2 separate regions of the Homo sapiens genome follow, and region 1 is linked to region 2. A link is a loop called in an ENCODE intact Hi-C map of the cell type or tissue named here. Cell type or tissue: heart left ventricle. All regions are shown on one strand. Links, peaks and the distances in the headings refer to the core of each region. The heading gives the core; the rest is flanking DNA.

Evidence for each region. Hi-C counts contacts between places; a loop is a spot of excess contacts. Peaks named below come from ENCODE experiments on the same cell type or tissue, not always from the same donor. Only the 100,000 strongest peaks of a DNase experiment are listed, where the experiment ranks them.
Region 1: a loop joins it to region 2, with 8 times the contacts of the local background. A loop is called at or near these places in 28 of 110 quality-filtered maps.

What each region holds. Positions count from the first base shown.
Region 1 is chr1:231,863,831-231,869,215 of GRCh38, reverse strand. The region is part of intron 9 of DISC1 (DISC1 scaffold protein); the gene reads right to left. The region is part of intron 12 of TSNAX-DISC1 (TSNAX-DISC1 readthrough (NMD candidate)); the gene reads right to left. Among named protein-coding and RNA genes, the nearest start is that of DISC2, 48 kb to the right of the region's middle. In heart left ventricle, for the core only: a CTCF peak has its summit at 2,370 (motif pointing left); a DNase peak (open chromatin) is centred at 2,335.
Region 2 is chr1:233,239,065-233,244,449 of GRCh38, reverse strand. The region is part of intron 8 of PCNX2 (pecanex 2); the gene reads left to right. Among named protein-coding and RNA genes, the nearest start is that of PCNX2, 54 kb to the left of the region's middle. RefSeq lists a silencer at 1,233-1,527. In heart left ventricle, for the core only: CTCF peaks have their summits at 2,980 and 3,179 (motif pointing right); a DNase peak (open chromatin) is centred at 3,189; H3K4me3 peaks cover 271 bases.

The DNA.
Region 1 (5,385 bases), core at 215-5,214, 1.4 Mb after region 2:
AAACCCAACCATCTTCTTCCTTCACCACTTTTCATTCACTCATTCATTCATTCACTCATTCATTCAAGCAAGCTGATATGTTTGACATGCTGATATGTAGTCTGTGTCCCAGACTAAATGTCTTCAAGATCAGCACTCTCTATCAACCTTCTGAAGCTTCTCATTATGGGTCCAGCAACGTGGCTTCTTCCTCGCATTTAGGGCAGCAGGGTGGGGGACAGTACATACCCCTGCTCTTGTCCTGATTATTATTACCCCATGATTGCATTTCCCCATTGCTCCTCTCAAAAATGTATAACCGGTAACTCTTTTTTTTTTTTTTTCCTTTTTAGAGACAGGGTCTTACTCTGTCACACAAGCTGGAGTGCAGTGGCACAATGACAGCACACTGAAGCCTCAAACTCCTGAGCTTGAGCAATCCGCCTGCCTTAGCCTCCTGAGTGACCAGGACTATGGTTGCTTACCATCATGCCCAGCTAAATATATATATATATATATATATATATATATATATATATATATAAGAGATGGGGTCTTGCTATGTTGCCCAGCCTGGTCTTGAACTCCTAGCCTCAAGTGATCCCCACGTCAGCCTCCCAAAGTGTTGGGATTATGGATGTGAGCCACTGCGCCTGGTTTGCTGACTCTTTCTAAAGGCCCTAGATTTCATTTCATGTTATCATCTTCTTCACCTCTCTCACAAAGAGAAAAAAAATAAGGTTTGATTAGGCTGCCAGCTGTTTTGAGGATGCATAGTTAAAGGCTGGTCTAAGCACATCCCAGGACTGGAAACTTCCATGACAATGGCCTTGAAGCTCAGTATTGCCTAGCAAAACCACCGGCAAACCCTTGAGAAGGAATAAAGAAAGAGATGAAAAATAAAGGAAAACGATGAAAGAGGGAAAGAGGAGTTAAGGACAGAGTGGAAAAGGGGAGGGAAAATACGGACTAAGAGTGAAAACTGGAGACAAGATAGGAAAGCAGAATCTCTTCTGACCTAAAAAGGGGAGAACGGAGGGTTTGGGGCAGGTGCTACCGAGCACTCTCCTTTGCCCACCTGAGAATGCCAGCCACATGCATGTGACTTCTTCTCAAAAGCAGAAACAACTGTTTATTTTTTTATGCCTCTGAGTGGGAGTGTCCTTGAGGTTTTGTTTTTTCTTGTCCCCCAGCCAGCTAAGCAGGAGCTTTAAAACACACTCAATGCCAAAGCACACTTATTGCAATACAAATGGAAGATTAGCAGAGGAATGCTAAGGGGACAGTGGCAGCTTTTTTCTCTCCCTTGCGAATAGCCAGGTTTGAAGTGCTCTGCTCACCTTCTACAGATAGTCTTAACCAAGCTGATGATTCAGGCTTGGTGGATTAAAAAGACTGTGTCCTTTCATTAAGCCATACATAGTGCTCCAACTGTTTCCTAACCAGGGTTTCCAGTTCTTCAGTTTGTAATCATTTGCAAGGACTTAAAACTTTTCTTTCTAAACAAATCTAACTGTATGGGAAGATCTATCAACAACAGGAGAGGAAAACTGCTGACTTATGGGTAACACGACAATAACAAATGGGCCACAGGGCTGTGTGCCCAAGACTCATCTTTTTTTTTAAAGCTTGAAAATGAATTCCTCCTGTCTTGCACACTCAGGAGGGTTTACTAGCAGCCTAATTAATTAAGAGCATCTATGTATCTGATGGGGATGCTCCCATGGCTGGAACAGGCGCTCTCTGCTCCTCCTGGGTACCTCACTATTCCCTCTATTATTATTATTTTTTAAACACAGTTCCAAACCACTTTTTACAGCCTCCAGGGTCTAGCTACGGGAAACCTTCCACGAATCAGCCCCAGTTCTTCTATGCTGCCTATTCTCATCTGAAGCAAAAGAGGTACATCCGTTGCATGCTAAACAATTACTTTCTTTAAATCTTTCTCATTTCCGATCACATGGAATGGCAGTGTGATAGCTAACCAGACATGTGAATAAGTCATGGAAGATTTTTTTAAAGCAGATTTAAATAAAATATCCCTCATTATGGTGCTTAATTCCATCTACTGCTAAGAAGACAGCCATCTGGAGAATACCAGCAAGGTGGGTATTAAGGAGGCATGCGCACCCCATAACGTAACACTGAAGCAGAGGTTTGACGCCAGGCCTCAAGAAGACTGGTGATGCTATCAAGAAGGAATGTAATTGTGTTGATTTATGTGTTATTTTTATTCTGTATTTTAAAGGCATGAAGACTGGCTATCCCGAGGTGATAAATGAGGTCTTAGAAATGGCATCTTTCTTTTGAAGTTTGTCCCACGAAGTTGTACCCTCCTGCGGCAGAGGATGAGCAGACGGTAAGCTTTGCCACAGCGCCCTCTTGTGTTCAGAGAACCGCAATGACAACATTTCCTCGTATTAAGAAACTATCATGACTTTAATTACAGATTAATTATACCCTTTCGTCAAGGTTGAAAGAAGAATCCATACAAAGCACGACGACTAGAAAGTCGAAGACATGCTTTCTTTTCTTTTTTTCTTTTTATTGTGACATCATGTCTCTTCAATGCCCTTTCAATTAATAGTAGTTGAGCGCTGGGGGCTGAAGTCAGACTCTCTGGGTTCAAATCACAGTGCTGTGTCCTGCAGGCTGTCCTCAGGCAAGTTGCTGACTTCTCTGTGTCCAGGACTCTGCATCACAGTACTTATATCCTAAGGTAGTAGTGAACATTAAATATTAAGGACTTCGAAAGTGCCTGGAGCCTTGTAATAAGTGTTAGCTGTTGGTCATTATCATTGATGTTATTTTTTTTAATAAATCAAAGAATTGTTACATTTCTGCTTGAAGTGACTTCAGAGATAATTAAATCCAAGTTTTTCATTTTGTAGATGAGAAATCTCTGGTCCAAAGGAGCAAAGTGAACTGCCTACAGTTGCCTAATTAGTCAATGGCAGAGCTGAAACTGGAATTTAAATCTTCTGGTTCTCTAGGGCCCGGGTTTCTGTCTTTTCTGGAGAACAGCTCCCATAGGAAGCTCTTTTTGCTCTGCACGTGCAGGGGGTAGACTTGCAGGAACTTCATGCAGGGCCCTGGGGGGATGTGGGCCACTATGGGAAAGGCACTGAGCCACACACACACACCAGGCTCAGAGGTCTGGACACAGGAGTAATGAGTTGAGTAATCCCTGTCCTTTTTTGCCATGACAATGAGATCGATAATCCAAGACTTACAGAACTGGATGATGTGAACTATAGTCTGCCTAGAAATATTGGTCTTAACCACTTTCAGGAAGACTAAAATGACCACACACATATACAAAAAAGTCTAATGCTTGTAAATCTGTTTTTAGAGTACCAGATTCCTAAGCTGCCATATCTTCTGAGATAATATCCAACTCCAAAGCTGAGCTTCCAAGAGGGCCTTGTATGAATATGGAACTAAGAGGCACACTGGCTGCAGACCTGACTTCTCTCATGTACTGTTTCTGTTCATTTTCTTTTTAAAGAAAATATCGTATCACAAAAGGACAAATGTCATGTGATTCCACTTATATGAGGCACCTAAAGTAGTCAAATTCAGAGACAGAAAGTATAACAGAGGTTGCCAGAGGCTGGGGGAAGGGAGAATGAGAAGTTATTATTTAATGGGTGTGGCCAATATTGCCAAGGAAATAGACGTCAGTCTACAGATCAGTTAGTGTTTACATTTTCAAAATTCAACCTAATGTTTATTAGGCTAAAGATTATGTTATCTTGAATTAAGACTCATAATACAACAAAGGTTTAGCCTCCCATCCTGGGTGAACCTCTGGGATTTCTTAACCTCCTTTTGATTTTCTGGCATCACTGAAAGCCGACATATAAACAAACCAGTGTAACACAATCACTGCCCAATGTATTGGTGGTCTTTGGCAAACATGAAGAGTGGGCATTAACGAATGATACTAGACAGTTCTCTTCCCCTGCAAAGACATGTGGACTTCAAATAGGAAACATCAGCATACAGCAATTGTCAGACTCCCAGGTCAGCATGTTTGTTTGGAAAGAGCTCTAGAGTGAAGACCGAAAGACAGGGTTCTGGCTCCAGCTCACCTACACACTTGTCGGACCTCGGCAAATGGAGTGAGTTCTCTGGGCCTTTGCTTGCTCCTCTCTAAAACAGGGACTCAATAGGTGATCTCTAAAGTCCTTCCGTGATCATTCTGTGACCTGGGCCCAATACCGCTCCAGGTCTACCACAGCCGTGGTGTGGAGTGCTATTCATAACTACATAACTGAGAAACTTTCAAAGGAGATTTAATTGTACTAAGACTACCATGCAACCAAATAAAATAATTAGACTGCTACTTTCTCCTTCTGGAGTAATCTGATATTCAGGATGAGAGATTTAACATAGGATTTTATATATCAAAACAAAAATAAAATTGGAAGGAACAATATACAAGAATTTTTGTATAAGGAAGCCTTCTTAACATCTACCTTTCTTTTTAAACGGTCATCACGTCGTTCAGTACCAAAAAATGGTGTCCACCTCCTCAGATTTTTTTGTTGTTGTTGTTGTTTTATTTTGTTTTTGAGACGAGTCTCCCTGTCACCCAGGCTGGAGTGCAGTGGTGCGATCTTGGCTCACTGCAAGCTCTGCCTCCCGGGTTCATGTCATTCTCCTGCCTCAGCGTCCTGCGTAGCTGGGATTACAGGCGCCCACCACCACACCCAGCTAATTTTTTGTATTTTTAATAGAGACGGGGTTTCACTGTGTTAGCCAGGATGGTCTCAATCTCCTGACCTCGTGATCTGCCCACCTCGGCCTCCCAAAGTGCTGGGATTACAGGCGTGAGCCACTGCGCCCGGCCCACCCCCTCAGGTTTTCTAATGACACTACCAATATATAGAAAACAGAGGCAACGCTTATGAGCCTCTTATAACTGAATGAAAGATCAAGGTGCTTGTTATACAGACGACATATAGGGAAGCCTGATGTAGGAAAAAAAAATGAAAACTTCTAAAATTCCTTTCTGTTTTCATCTGAAAATTTGCCCTCAGAAATGAGAATAATGAAAAATTGCAAGTATCGTTTTATAAATGATGAGTTGCATGTGTTTTTATTGTTAATTTTGTGTGACGAAAACTGTTTCACTTCCAATGTTCATATACTGCTACCTGGCTATACTCTGCAAAAGGATTTATGAAAAAGATCTTCATAAAAAAAGTCTATAGTACCAGCCAGTACAGCCCTTTTGTGTGGAAAGGCACTAAACAGAACTCCCCAGTGCAAGAGCAAAGGGCATTTTTCTCTTCAGGCGACACAGTGATTTCCTCCAAGAAAAGAAGAATTGAATAACCGCTTTGATTCTGAGTTTCCGCTCATGGACTTCTGATCTACACTGGTCCTTTTCCTCCACAT
Region 2 (5,385 bases), core at 130-5,129:
GCATGAGTCACCGCACCCAGTCCAGCCCTGTGTTTTATTAGTTCATAAGGAAACAATTTTCCCTGTCTGTATGAAAGCTAACAACAGAGGAAAATCTGACACTGAGAATTTTACTTCCTTGAAATCAGAGGTTTAGTATCTAGCTATGTGAACACAAGTTTTGTCTCGGACTTATCTGGGTTCAAATTCCAGCACTGATATTTACTTTTTGTTTGACGTTATGCAACTTGCTTAACCATCTTAAGTATCCATTTTCTAACCAAAAAATGCAGATAATACTTCTGTAATTAATTCACTGGTTTGCTTTAAAAATTAAATGTGGGCCTGGTGTGGTGGCTCATGCCTGTAATCCCAGCACTTTGGGAGGCCATGGCGGGCGGATCACAAGGTCAGGAGTTCAAGACCAGCCTGATCAACATAGTGAAACCCCGTCTCTACTAAAAATAAAAAATTAGCTGGGCATGGTGGCACATGCCTGTAGTCCCAGCTGCTTGGGAGGCTGAGGCAGGAGAATAGCTTGAACCTGGGAGGCGGAGGTTGTGGTGAGCCGAGATCACGTCACTGCACTCCAGCCAGGGCAACAGAGCAAGACTCAGTCTCAAAAAAAAATAAAAAATAAAAAATAAAGGTGATAGTACACATGCAGTGCTTAGGACAGTGCCTGCCATAGAGGGTCCTCAGTCAGTGTTAGCTGTTGTTACTGTCTTTGGATAGAAGCAGGACTTCAGGTAAACTGCACTGTGACTTGATATACCAAAAGATGTTGACTTTTGTTTCTTGATTTTTATAACAAAATATCTGATTTTATATAACAAAAGAGACTTTTGGCCAGATGGAAGCCTTTCCTCTAGTGCTTTTATGAGTTGATTTATGTGATTTTAAGGCATTCCCCTTAAATACCTGTTGTATTCCAACATCTTGGCATGTATGATAATTTTAGAGTAGGTCCTTTAATATTATGTCCTTGGCTTTTAATGCAATTAGATTTTAAGTTTTCTATTACAGTAAACAAACATAAACTTTGATTTTGAACTTGGAAGGATGCCTACTTGGGGCTGTAAGCCATTCAGCCATGGAAGATATATTGGAAAAGCAGCCTTTTCCCCATAAGGTGACTTCAGTGGCTGGGACTGTCTCCAACTGGGCCATTAAACGGCTGATTCTTATTATTGGCAAAAAAGCCATTCCTCTTAGCTATTGTTGAGCCTTGTTACCGTGTGACAGTTTTATATCCCTGACTCCCAAGTATGAATAGGGAATTGTTAGTAATGTAACTTCCATGTCTCTTTGGGGATTCCTGAAGGAAACTGGGAGAGGAAACAAATTTCTCTCCTTGGCCCCACTGTCACTGTGGGAACCAGTGCGGTTCTTGTGGACTGCTGCAGAAACATAAGCAGCATTTTCCGGTTGTACAATAGCTGTCCATAGAGCAGGTATCTTTGGTAACATTACCTAACACAGTTCTGCTTTCCCCAGAAACCAGAATGAGGAAACTACAGCTTGAATTGCAGCCTTTAGAATTGCTAGTAGGAAAAACTGCCAGAGGATAAATCCACTTGAGTATTTTATTACCCAGAACACAAGATTGATTCAGTAGTTCAGAGCCAAAATGAACTAATTTGCCCAGAAAGTTGGAATTGCTAATCTGCCTAGAAAACCAAAGTGGAAGTAGGCTATCTGCCTAGGAAGTTGGAGGTGAAGCTGCTTAGAAAGTTGAAATGTGTTTTTGAGTGCAGAGGGTTTGTTGCAGAGTGAAGTTTTATTACTACTCAGTAGATCTTGTAATTAAAGCTTGATAGTTTCTCTTTTTTGTTCAGCAAATATTTATATTTCTTTGTGTATAAATGAATCCAAGTAATATAGCAGAGCTTTCTTCTATGGACAATCTATAACCATGTTTAAGTATTAATCTGGCTTTTACGGTGTCATAAGCAATCTAATGGAAATGCATGCAAAATGCATATCATCTGCTCCCCAGTGAAATCTGATTGGAAAGACATGATATTTACATTCATTTTGAGGATCTATAACTCACAAAATAGGCATGGTAGTCTACTGAATGGAAGAGTCATTCTGTAGCAAATTTGTTTGCAGTACTTTTTTGGGGGATTTTTATATCAAGGATGGAACTTCAACTTGTTTTTATTTAAAAAATAAGAGTAGGATGGTAATATAAATATTTATCTGAATTCACTTATTCATGGCTTTTGTTTTTGAATTATCGTAGCAAAGATCTAGCAGATATTTTTAGTTTATAAATTAGGCTTATGTTTGAAAGCTGCCGTATATCTCTGAACCCACTGTGTACCATACTCCAAAGGTGGATTGAAGCCCTGTACTTAATCTTTACTACCTCCTCAGAGTTCTTACTCTTTTGTTGACATTATCAGCTTCTCTGACCCTTATCTCAACAAAACCTCTTACTTATTGGGATTAACTTTCAGGAAAGTCCTCTAAAGCCACAATGTTTAATTATCTACCTGGTTCCCAAAGAAGATAAGCAGGCAGAAAACGGCAATAAATAATCATGTCTGTTTAGACTGTGTTTTTAACTTTAGTCAGAAGAAATAATAGTGACACTCTGACTTGGAATAGCTGAACAGGAATGTGAGGCAATAAAACAAGTCAACTAGATATTCAAAATGAAGAGTAAAACATTGTGACTTCTCTCGATATTAGATATACCCAGTACCATGTGCCATTCAATTATAGTTTAGAAATTTCGTCTTTTATTACAAATATTTGAGAGATGCATATAGCTGCGTCACTCACTTAATTTGGATAGTAGAGAGATAGGTATTTGCTGCTTCAAATTTGAAAAACTTGTGTGGGTTCTTGGTGCCTTTGATCACATGGAGGTGGAAAAGATTGGCAAGAAGCAGATGATCACCTGGGTCTACCTTGGAATAGTGTCTGCCCTCCCAAATTTCCATGTCCTTTCTTTTTGGCTTTCACTTTTTACTCTTTGCTCCTTTCACTGTCATTCTTATCTTGTTTTCTTAGACGTATTAGAAAGAGATTGTACTTTCACCCAGGCATAGAGGCATAAGGACGAAAGGTTTGTGAGGTTGATTCTAGAAAGACTTTTGTTCTCTGGGGCATTTTCTCTGAAAGCCTGAGAATTGGCCCTGCCGCTCAGTGTGGTTCTGTTCCGGTGGCAACAGCCACTGCTGCCACATGATGGCAGTCAGGTCCCATGCTCCCAGCCTTGCCTCACTTCCACGGTGTTGCTGCCTTTTTCTCCGATACTCACACAAATTTTACTGTCACATAAAAGGAGAATTGAACAAGAATCCCTGTTAAAATTCAAAATAACAGGTTATGGTTTTCAGAACAGTGCTGCTTTAGTTAAACATCCTACATGTTGAACATGTTGCTGGGACTTTCATTTCTGTGTCCCTCTATGCGCCTTGTGCCCATGTCCCTGGAGGAAGCCTGAAAAACAAGGAAAGAGGCAGAAAAAGGGAGGCCCTCTCTCTGAGAGTGATAGGCTATCGTCTTTAAACTCTGGGGAAGATGAAGAATTTCAAGAAATGTTTTTCCAATATCAGTGAGACAGTGTAGAAGAAGCACATGTATTTTGACTGTCTGTTGCTTGTAGAAGCTCAGATGGTGGAAACCTGGTGAGTCCAGTATGGTGGAATATCGTCATGGTCAATTTGAGGCCCAACTCCTTCCATACAGAAGTGCACTCTTCTGGCCCAGACTAGATCCTAGCCCCAGGCCCGTCTTTATTACCTTCTAGTGGCAGCACTTTTAGAAATTTCCACCATTAATCACTATTTCTGCTATTGCTTGGAGCTCAATCTAGCTTAAATAAACTTATCTCTGCTATAGCCCTGAACCAAACTAGTTTACCAAAGATTCACCAGAGAACGGGATAATTGAGACCAGATGTGCTAAGTATCGTGTACTGTAGTTCACAGAATAGTTACTACAGGCTTGGGATATTTCCATTTCCATTATTGTTTTGGAGGAAGAGAAAATGTCTCTTGAAACTTAACGCTTTCACTTTATATGTATTAATGTGGGAAACGCTTTGGCTTTAAGTTACTAAGATACTGTCTTTTTAGATGATTATGCTGCTCACAGTCTATAACTTAAAAAAAATGAGAGAGAATAAGCAGCAAATACTTGGAGAAGAGACGCTAGCAAAGAACATAGACTTTGGAATTATTCAAAGATTGCGCTCCTGTCCACCTGTCCGTTTCAGTGATTTTTGTGGACATCATCGTCTCTTTGGTACTTGGGTGGGCAAGCTGGATTATAACTACACTATCAGGACACCAGAGAATTATATCACATAAGGGAAACGTCTCCATTTGAGCAATGCTTACTGTAAGCATGTAACCATTTCCTCCTGGCCAAATGGAGAGCCCATATACACATGACAATACAGATGACAATACAGGTTTCTGATGCAGACATATACCAGTCATTAAGCTCAGAAGAGAATCTTTCTTATATGCCCATGCCTTGTCTGGAATACTCAACCCTCATAAAAGAGGTTAATTAAGAGGGAAGTTAATATGCTGTTTGAGACTGTCTTTATAAAATAAGGAGGATTAGGTGTGATTTGAGGGCAAGATACTCTTCCCCCATGCCTGCTAACAGAGACACCTGAAATTAATATACCATTTGCATAAAAGCATAGGAGTTATGTTGCTATTTAATATAAGAAAAAGCAAAGTCAATCCTATATCAACAAAAGGAAGTAAAAAGGGCCAGGGATGGTTATGAAGTACATAATATATGAAAGGCAGTGTTCACTGCTTTACATACATAGTCTGGTTTAGTTTTCACAATGATACCTACGAGGAAAATATCTTCCTGATTTAATAGGGAGGATTTAAGGTAGGAAGACAACATGCTTATAGTCACAGATAGTGAGTAGTATACTTTAACCTAGTTCTGTTTAATTCTAGAACTGACCCAAAAGATCTTAAATAGAAAATCAACCCATAGATTTTTTAAAGGATATTTAAATGGCTTATATAGGAAAATGATGTTTATTATTATTATTATTTTACAATCTGAAATGTACTAAGAAATATGGAAAAATTAAGCTGATATGTATTGATTGACACTTCCTTTGTATCATGTTTCCTAGCAGGACACCTTAGTAGGAGGAAGACTGCTCTAAAACAGCCATTCGTTACACATTATGTCGTAGTCAATTCTTAGTTTATTTCAGTTGGCGATAGAGGGTGCTGTACACCTTCTACTTTTTTGCACAGAAGCGTACATTTCTTTTCCCACTCTTGCCTATTTATGATCATTACCTACCTTACCTACAATGTAGTTAGCTTAATCTTTTGTTTGTAGTGAAGTTCTGGCATGTGCTCCGTTTAAGATATCTCTGAATTTGTGTCAACATTGCAATTT